2 separate regions of the Homo sapiens genome follow, and region 2 is linked to region 1. A link is a contact called in ENCODE Hi-C data. All regions are on one chromosome and are shown on one strand. The core of a region is the stretch at or near the end of the contact, and the rest is flanking DNA. Distances in the headings are between cores, read along the strand shown. Region 1 holds the start of LINC01232 (long intergenic non-protein coding RNA 1232). Region 2 holds the start of BIVM (basic, immunoglobulin-like variable motif containing).

The links. A loop is a pair of places that touch in the nucleus more often than their neighbours do. Pooled maps may share reads with other maps.
Region 2: a loop to region 1 is called in a pooled map, with 5 times the contacts of the local background. The contact joins the promoter of BIVM here to the promoter of LINC01232 in region 1. A Hi-C loop is called at or near these places in 1 of 168 maps with a recorded cell type or tissue (CD4-positive, alpha-beta T cell), 1 of 37 single-sample maps with no recorded cell type and 5 of 50 pooled maps.

Annotation. Positions count from the first base shown.
Region 1 is chr13:99,496,627-99,501,076 of GRCh38, reverse strand. It overlaps LINC01232 (long intergenic non-protein coding RNA 1232), which reads left to right and starts at 1,771. Exons shown (of 5, transcript NR_110731.1): 1 at 1,771-2,391; 2 at 3,741-3,828. LINC00449 (long intergenic non-protein coding RNA 449) reads left to right here and starts at 14. Exons shown (of 2, transcript NR_133664.1): 1 at 14-682; 2 at 1,137-1,354. RefSeq lists enhancers at 2,178-2,297, 2,308-2,517.
Region 2 is chr13:102,796,229-102,800,644 of GRCh38, reverse strand. It overlaps BIVM (basic, immunoglobulin-like variable motif containing), which reads right to left and starts at 1,526. Exons shown (of 11, transcript NM_017693.4): 1 at 1,124-1,526. POGLUT2 (protein O-glucosyltransferase 2) reads left to right here and starts at 1,669. Exons shown (of 10, transcript NM_024089.3): 1 at 1,669-2,156; 2 at 3,636-3,841. The coding sequence starts at 1,975. RefSeq lists silencers at 1-329, 360-409, 970-1,239 and an enhancer at 1,300-1,519.

The DNA.
Region 1 (4,450 bases), core at 522-3,021:
TGGAGGCGGAGTTGGTGGCGGAGAGAAAAAGTTCTGGAGACACCTGGTTGGGAGCAGGCTAAGGAAACAAATGGGGAGGAATTAGCCACAAATCCTCAAATAGACAGCTACTCAAAGGCATCTTCACGGACAATTTCCAAGCATTGGATGCAGTGGTGCATTCTTGCATTGGGCAGTGATTGTGTGCACACATCTCTTTAAGGGAGAGTGGAAATGGGGTGAGGAGGAAAATGGGAGTAGGATAGAGTGTAGCGTTGACATTTATTTTCTTTAAAGGAAGACCCGAGCATACCTGAGAGCTCAGTGAAGAAAGTAGTTCTGGCGAATCGGATTAATATGGTATGATCAGCCTTTAGCAAGATTCTATCACTTTTCCCACTGATGATGTGAGACGGTGTCCGCGTGTGTAAGTGCACACACGTGTGTGTGTGTGTGTGTTGCATCTTCTGAGTATTTTTCAAGGAGAAGCTTTTTAGTGATCTGAAAAAGTCAATTCAGTTAGCCACTAGAGTTCAATCAAAAACTTCGGAAGAGTGCATCATCTTAAAGTACATAAGAGAGAATCATGACCTCCAGCTCAGAATTCAAGAATAGGCAGGTTTGTGAAATAGTAAGCTCAGAAAGTTGAGGGCCAGTGAACTCCTATTTCAAGTTCTTGCGGGTGTTTGTACTTTTTTCCCAGGTAAGGTTTATAACTTTCATCAGATTTTCAAAGGGACCTAGGACCCTGCAAATTGATCCATATAGTGGGGTAGCCAAGTTAATCAAGAGAACTGGGAAGTAGAAAAGAACGTTCATCTTAAGGTTGTTGTGAAGATTAAATCAAAAATGGAGGGAAAGTGCTGAGCACATAGCTTGGCCCAAGGAATGGCACTTTTTTTTTTTTTTTTGATAACAAAAACTAATCTGGTAGGGCCTGAGCAGAAAATTGTGCCTAGGTGGCTTCCCTTTCATGTCCTCTCCCTCAAATAAATCAACATATTCGCTGAACTTTGGGATAGGGAAAAATTGTAAAATATTCTGTATTTGGAAGTCATGGAGATTTCCAATATAACAAAAGGAAGCAGACGTTTTCTCCAAATATTAAGAGGAGGAAACAAAAATTAACATTTTTGCTCACTATCTTCTTTTCCTAGCACCACTGAAACTTGACCTTCGGCCGGCGCGGTGGCTCACGCCTGTAATCCCAGCACTTTGGGAGGCCGAGATGGGCGGATCACGAGGTCAGAAGATCGAGACCATCCTGGCTAACACGGTGAAACCCCGTCTCTACTAAAAATACAAAAAAATTAGCCGAGCGTGGTGGCGGGCTCCTGTAGTCCCAGCTACTTGGGAGGCTGAGGCAGGAGAATGGCGTGAACCCGGGAGGCGGAGCTTGCGGTAAGCCGAGATCGCGCCACTGCACTCCAGCCTGGGCGACTGAGCACGACTCCGTCTCAAAAAAAAAAAAAAAAAAACAAAAAAAAAACTTGACCTTCATTATATCTCACTGCCCTCATCCCAAACATTTCCTCTCCCAGTTTTCCAGGAAACGGCATCGCTGCCCATCTCTTTTCAGGCCCCAACCCTGGAGAAGAACCTAAATTTCTCATTTCCTCACTACCTACCTCCAGTCCTTCAGCAGGTCCCGTTGGTTGGGCTGCTAAACTATGGGCTAAATCCTTTCAGTACTTTCCATGCCCACAGCTACCACTCTGGTCCAAGCCAAATTCTTAGTTCCCCTGGACTTCTTACTGCAGTAGCCTCTCAGCTTCCACTCTTGGCAAAATCAATTTTATAAAACCTTGAAATCCCTTAATACCACTCGTCTGCTTAAACCTCGGCATCCCACATTTACCACTATCAGGAAGGATCACGTTTGTTTGTTTGCTGTCTCATTCCCCCATTTATATGTGAATTCCACGGGTAAGGGCCTGCTCCTACATCCCACACCTCTACATCCACAGAGCCTAGAGACCGCAGGCGCGGGGAAAGCACTCCACGACCATCACTGGCCAGGCCACAAGAGTGCTGGATCTAAATTTGGAACCGGACTTTCAGAGCTGAAATAAACCTGAGGTTTTCCAGGGGCTTTTAACCTCCTTTTACAGCCAAGGATGCGCCTAAGAAAGGGGAGAGGCTTCCGTGACTTCCTGCAGTAACGCAGCCACTAGAGATTGAGACTACAACGACTTGGGAGTCTAAAAGTCTGCAACCTTTTCCACTCCAGAGCTCAATGTTTCCTCAATCCCCCGGGATCGGCATCAGCAAAAACCCGGAGAAGCGGAGCCTTTCTCAAAGAAAATGACCTCCAGACTCATGCTACCATCTCGACCGGTGCAAGTATCACGCATGCGCAGGGCCGGCCGCCCGGCCGCACCTCGCCAACTCCTACTCGGACACGTCATCTAGGTCGGCCTGGGTCTGGTGGGAGGGGCCGGGGGCGGGGCTCGTACGCGGGGCGAAGTGGTCCCCCTACTTCCGGATCCGGCCTCACCTGGCCAACGCCTCATTCGGGGTTCCTTGGTTACGTGGCTGCGGTGTCTACCCGGTGCTGGGGCGTGGCGGAGAGAGACCGCCCCGCCCTCCACGCAGGCCACAAAATGGAGGCCCTGCCCTGTGGGCTTTTGTGGCCTGGGCGCTGTCGTGCCGAAAGACGAAAGTGACAATTCCAGTTGCAAACTGGAAAGAAATGGAGTTTTTCCTTCATTCTCCCCATGATCGTGACGGTCCTTTTCTCAAAGTACTAATACTTTTAATGGGACTGTAAAACTTGAGGGATATGACTCTCTCCTCTCCTCTGCTTCAGATTGCATTTGCCAACTCTGATTTACCGCCAATACTATGGTGCTGTCATATTCATAGAGACAGAAAGTAGAGCAGTGGTTGTAGAGAGAGTCTGCAGAAGGAGGGATGGGGATTTACTGTTTAATGGCATACGGTTTCAGTATGGGTTGGTGAAAAAGTTGGGATGAATGGTGATGACTGCACAACAATGCAAATATGCTAATGTCACAGAAGTGTACACTTAAAAATGGTTAGACGGTAAGTTTTCTATTATGTATATTTTACCACAATTTTTTTTTAAATGCAACAGAGTCTCGCTGTTGCCTAGGCTGGAGTGCAGTGGCAGGATCTCAGCTCACTGCAACCTCCGCCTTCCAGGTTCAAGCGATTCTTGTGCCTCAGCCTCCCAAGTAACTGGGATTACAGGTGCCAGCCACCACGCCCAGCTAATTTTTGTATGTTTAGTAGAGATGGGGTTTCACCATGTTGGCCAGGCTAGGCTGTTCTCGAACTCCTGAACTCAGGTGATCCGCCTGCCTTGGTCTCCCCCAGTGCCGAGATTACACGCGTGAGCCACCACGCCGGGCCCCACAGTTTTTTGTTTTTGTCTTTTAAATTTTTTTTAACAGCATTTGTGTCTTTTTTTCTTTTTCTTTTGTTTTTGAAACAGAATCTCACTCTGTCACCAAGCTGGAGTGCAGTGGCGCCATCTTGGCTCACTGCAACCTCTGACTCCCTGGTTCAAGCAATTCTCCTGCCTCAGCCTCTCCAGTAGCTGGGGTTACAGGCACGCACCACCCCGCCCAGCTAATTTTTGTATTTTTAGTAGAGATGGGGTTTCACCATATTGGCCAGGGTGGTCTCCATCTCCTGACCCCGTGATCCACCTTGCCTTCCCAAAGTGCTGGGATTACAGGTGTGAGCCACTGCACCCAACCTAAATGGCATTTGTTTCTTCCACTCCTCTCTGCCAGAATAATTTGGACAGCCTTTTCTGAGTTTCCCATGACGACTTCTGTATAAGATTGTCGGATATAGCAAATAAAAGTACAGTATACCCAGGTAAATTTTAATTTCAGATGATCAATGAATAATTTTTTAGTATAAGTACATTCCAACTATTACATGGGACATAAGGGTATTTTATCTGATCACCCTACTTTTGTGTCAAGTTAAAATTATTAGCAAAAGTGCTTCCGTTTTTAGGAAGTGCACACTGTACTCTAGTAGTTAGGCAGGAGAACAGGGTCTGCGAGCAGGGAACCTAAGGCCGTTTCACACTGACTTCCTAGAGCCATTTGGAAAGGAAAACCCTAACTTTCCACTCCTAAGTAACAAAAGGCCCAGAGGCCACTCCCTTTGCAAACCCCCACCTTTTCTGTGCCGCAGCTGGAAAATTGAAAGTGCCTCTGATTGGTTGCTTTCTGCAACTAATCAGATGTTTGCATAGAGTGTAACTTTGTAACTTCACTTCAGCCTCTGATTGGTTGCTGTCCCCAACCAATCAGACTGATTGTGGGCCAAGGCTTCGTTTGAATAGAAGTGCAACTTTGTAACTTCACTTTAGCCTCTGATTGCAGGCCACCACTTCATTTACATGGGGTGAGCACCAAGTAAGTGGCCAATGGGAAACATCTAGAGGGTATTTGGACCCGAGAAGATTCTGTATCTGGGGCCCTTGAGC
Region 2 (4,416 bases), core at 277-2,776, 3.3 Mb before region 1:
AGGCCGGGAGCGTTTCCACCACCGTCCTCTGACAAGCTCGCCGCTCGGCCGGGCTCCGAGGCCGCCGGGACGGAGTAGACAGTCGCGCAGGCCAAGCCCCGCCGCGCAGAACCAGTGCGCGCGGAGGCGACGCGGGCAGAGAGGAAGGAGCGCGGCTGCGCTCCCTGCCCGTGGCCAACCCAGCCCGCGCCTCCGCGCGTGTCGCGGGCACCCCGAGTCCCCAGCCCGCAGAGCCCAAGGGCCGCCGAGGCCTCCTCGCCCCTACTCCCTCCTCTACCTTCCCTCACCGGCCGGAAGACGAGGCTCTCCGCCAGGGGGAGCGCGCCGAGGCCCGGGGGTGACCGCCTCGAACATGCTTGCCCCGGGCCCCGGGGACGCTGTTGGTGTTAAAGGGGGCCCACGGGCAATTGCTGCATCCGGGCTAAGAGCTGGGGCTCCGATTCGACTGTTTGAGTAAACGAGTCGGTATCATTAATAATGACAATTGCACAAAAGAAAATAGGAAAGAAACCCCCTTTCCTGGCGCCGAACCAGGCCCGCCTTGGCTCGGAGCCACCGGCTCTTCTGGGTTTTCGGGGCAGCTGGCAAGAGGGAGGCAGGCAGAGGAGGCGGCTCCGGGTCCGACTGCCAAGCTGACCAGGGCGGTGAGCCCGTGACTCCTGGCGGCGGCCCAGACCCGGGTGCTGGCGTGCAGGGGAAGGCGACGGCCGCTGCGCGCTGGTTCCCGGACCCTGCCCAGCGTGGCGTGGAGACCGACGGCCGCACAGGGGTCACCGGTATCCACATGGACACCTCCTAATCGAGCTTTGTTCACCAGAGGGCTAGGCCCTTCTTTCCCTGGCGCTTCTCTTCCCCCCGCGACACAGCTCTTCCCCCTACTCCTTCCCGGGAGAGCGCGCACCCATGCAGTGGCCTCCATCTGGACGCCACGGGGCTCGGAGAGGCGATGACCCCTGGCAGCCCAGGCCGGTATCGAATTAAGTAAAAATTTTGAATGCCCAGGTGGCTGCGCGTAGAGCGGCAGCAGGCCGGGCTGGCGGCGCCCAGGTGCCCAGCGGAGGGCCAGGCGCTCAGAGCGCACAGCCGGCCGCCACCTCGGCCCCTGCCCCCCGCCCCGGGGTACCTCTGGCCTGTCGGGTGGGGTCGGGTCGCTGCGGCCGCGGCGGAACCCGGCTCCGGACCTGGATCACAGCATCCAGCGCGCGGCCGGCGAGGCGCCTCCTGTTACCCTGGGGCCGGCGTCCCTCGTCCCATCGGAGCGAGCGAGGATGCTGCGGTGCCCGGCGACAGGTCGTCGGATAGCATTGACAGCACCTTCCTTTCAAGGTGCTTTATGCCTGCCCTCTCCACGTGCGGAGGGCAGGGTGACCAACGCAAAAACCTGAGCTGCGCCTCCAGACCCGTGCGCCCCTTTGATGGGCATCTGTGGTGTTTATCTGTCCCCCGAAAGCGGTGACCGAGAAGTAAATAAATGGGCGAGAGGTGGTAAAATCCTGGCAGTATTTCCGCTCGTCCTGTCGCGAACTACATATCCCAGGGAGCCCGGGGCGCCGGGACGCGTGTCCACCCCGCCATCCACTTGGAGAAGGCGTTACTGAGCCTGGCCCGACGCACGGGCCAATCCCCTCGCCCTACACCTTGGCTGGAACCTGAGACGGATTCGCTCCCAAATGATGCTCCAGTGGCAGGAGCAACTCAAGTTCATCATTGTCCTGAGAGAGAGGAGCAGCGCGGTTCTCGGCCGGGACAGCAGAACGCCAGGGGACCCTCACCTGGGCGCGCCGGGGCACGGGCTTTGATTGTCCTGGGGTCGCGGAGACCCGCGCGCCTGCCCTGCACGCCGGGCGGCAACCTTTGCAGTCGCGTTGGCTGCTGCGATCGGCCGGCGGGTCCCTGCCGAAGGCTCGGCTGCTTCTGTCCACCTCTTACACTTCTTCATTTATCGGTGGATCATTTCGAGAGTCCGTCTTGTAAATGTTTGGCACTTTGCTACTTTATTGCTTCTTTCTGGCGACAGTTCCAGCACTCGCCGAGACCGGCGGAGAAAGGCAGCTGAGCCCGGAGAAGAGCGAAATATGGGGACCCGGGCTAAAAGCAGACGTCGTCCTTCCCGCCCGCTATTTCTATATTCAGGCAGTGGATACATCAGGGAATAAGTAAGTCGAGAAACGGCTCCTTACCTATTTTGGATGGCGGTTAAATCTGTTTCTCCCTTTAAGATTTTTCTTTCCAAGAACTCGTTTCTCCACAGCAGTTTATATTCCAGGATATTTGGTTACCCATTTTTCTCTGTAGCTGTAGAAATTGTTCCGAATTATAATATATGCAATATAATGTATTGTATATAACATATAAAATAATCTCCTAGCAATTTTGATTCAGATTCCCACATTATCAGGGCAAGACAAAGTCCCTCCACTTTGCTGGAAATACTGTTTCTAACTACTTTTCGCATAAGCTATTATAAGGGATTTAAACCTAGTTGTTAGAGACTTGATGGGCTTCATCTTTCTCTGGTGCGGCCCTCAATTTTCAAGGAGACATCTGCAGGTAAGCATGTTTTGAAACTGAAAAAGAAAAATGAAGTACTATTTGAAACTTCAGAGTTCGGAAGGAAAGTATCGAAGTATTAATCTCCTATATGATTGTAACAAATATTTTGTTCCAATGAATTTAATACTTTAACATCATACTTAAAACTTATTTTTATAATTCCTATACTTCTGAAATGATTGTCTCTATTATTGGTGGATGCTGACTGTGTGTATTTCATACAGAAAAAAATACTGGAATAAAAGGTTGTCAAGTAAAAGGCAGGTTGTAAATTTTGTTATTTGGCAAAAGATGATACACTACCTACTACTTTGCTTTTGCCCATGGCTGAGCGTGAGTTTTTTTTTTTTAAGACAGGGTTTCACTTCCTAGCCTAGTCTGGAGTGCAGTGGTGCAATCACAGCTCACTGTACCCTCAACCTCCCAGGCTGAAGCTATCCTCCCACCTCAGCCTCCCTAGTAGTTGGGACTACAGGCGTGTGCCACCTCGCCTGGCTATTTGTTTTTTATTATTATTATTATTATTTGTAGAGACAGGATCTCACCTTGTTGCCCAGGCTGATCTCGAACTCCTGGCCTCAAGCAGTCTTCCCTCCTTGGCCTCCCAAGATGTTGAGATAGTAGGCATGGGCCACAGTGCCAGGCCTGAGCGTGATTTATAATACTGATATTGTAAAGATTCATTGGCAGAGATTTTTCAAAATAAGATCATTATCTTTGGGAGCATCATTTGATCACAAATATCCAGATGTGATAGCATGAAATAAGTTAGTAAGAATATTTTTCCATATGGAATGCATGAGTATGTTCTGTGCTTATATAGATTAATAGTCTTAACATACTCCATTGTGACTGTTTAATGAAACTGTTTCATGTTATCTTGGCCATTGTCATCCTCATTTTTTTAAATCTCTGATCCATCATATTCATTCTGGTACTAAAAGCATAAGAGAAGAAGAAGCAATCATATGTTAGAGGAAGAATGTGGAGGAGAATAATCAAGTTTCCAGACTGAAGAGCATAACCTTTGTGTGTTTGTTCGTTAAAATCTGTTTATCTCCCCCATTGCCTTTTCATCACAGATTCACATCTTCTCCAGGCGAAAAGGTCTTCCAGGTGAAAGTCTCAGCACCAGAGGAGCAATTCACTAGAGTTGGAGTCCAGGTTTTAGACCGAAAAGATGGGTCCTTCATAGTAAGATACAGAATGTATGCAAGCTACAAAAATCTGAAGGTGGAAATTAAATTCCAAGGGCAACATGTGGCCAAATCCCCATATATTTTAAAAGGTAATTTGGAATATAATTTTATAACAGCAGTATTTGAATAAAATAATATATGTTATTCCATCAACAAAAACAACTTGGCATGATATATATATATATATATATATTTTTTTTTTTTTTTTTACTGAAAGAAGAAAAATAAAGGCTTTCTACTTGAAAGCTAAGTTATGAGTCCTGGTAAAAAGACATTCAAGATTTGAACGGAAATTCTGATTTGCTAAAGAGCAAGGAACATATTAGTAGAGAATTTACTCCGCGAAGACATACATTAGCAAGAATAATCAAGCTGTGTTCATGCTCATATATGATACTTTCTTAATTGGAAATATATGACTTAAGTAACTGATAAGTGTTATTGAAATTAGGTAGATCACTTCAGGAAGGGAGATAGCTCGAAAGACAAGGAGCGCACTGGTGGTTGTTTTTTTGTCTTTGTTCCAATGCCATTTTCCCAGAGAAATTCTCTGACATTTATTTATTTATTTATTTATTTATTTTTTTTTTTTTTTTTTTGAGGCAGAGTCTCGCTCTGTCACAAGGCTGGAGTGCAATGGCGCAGTCTTGGCTCACTGCAAGCT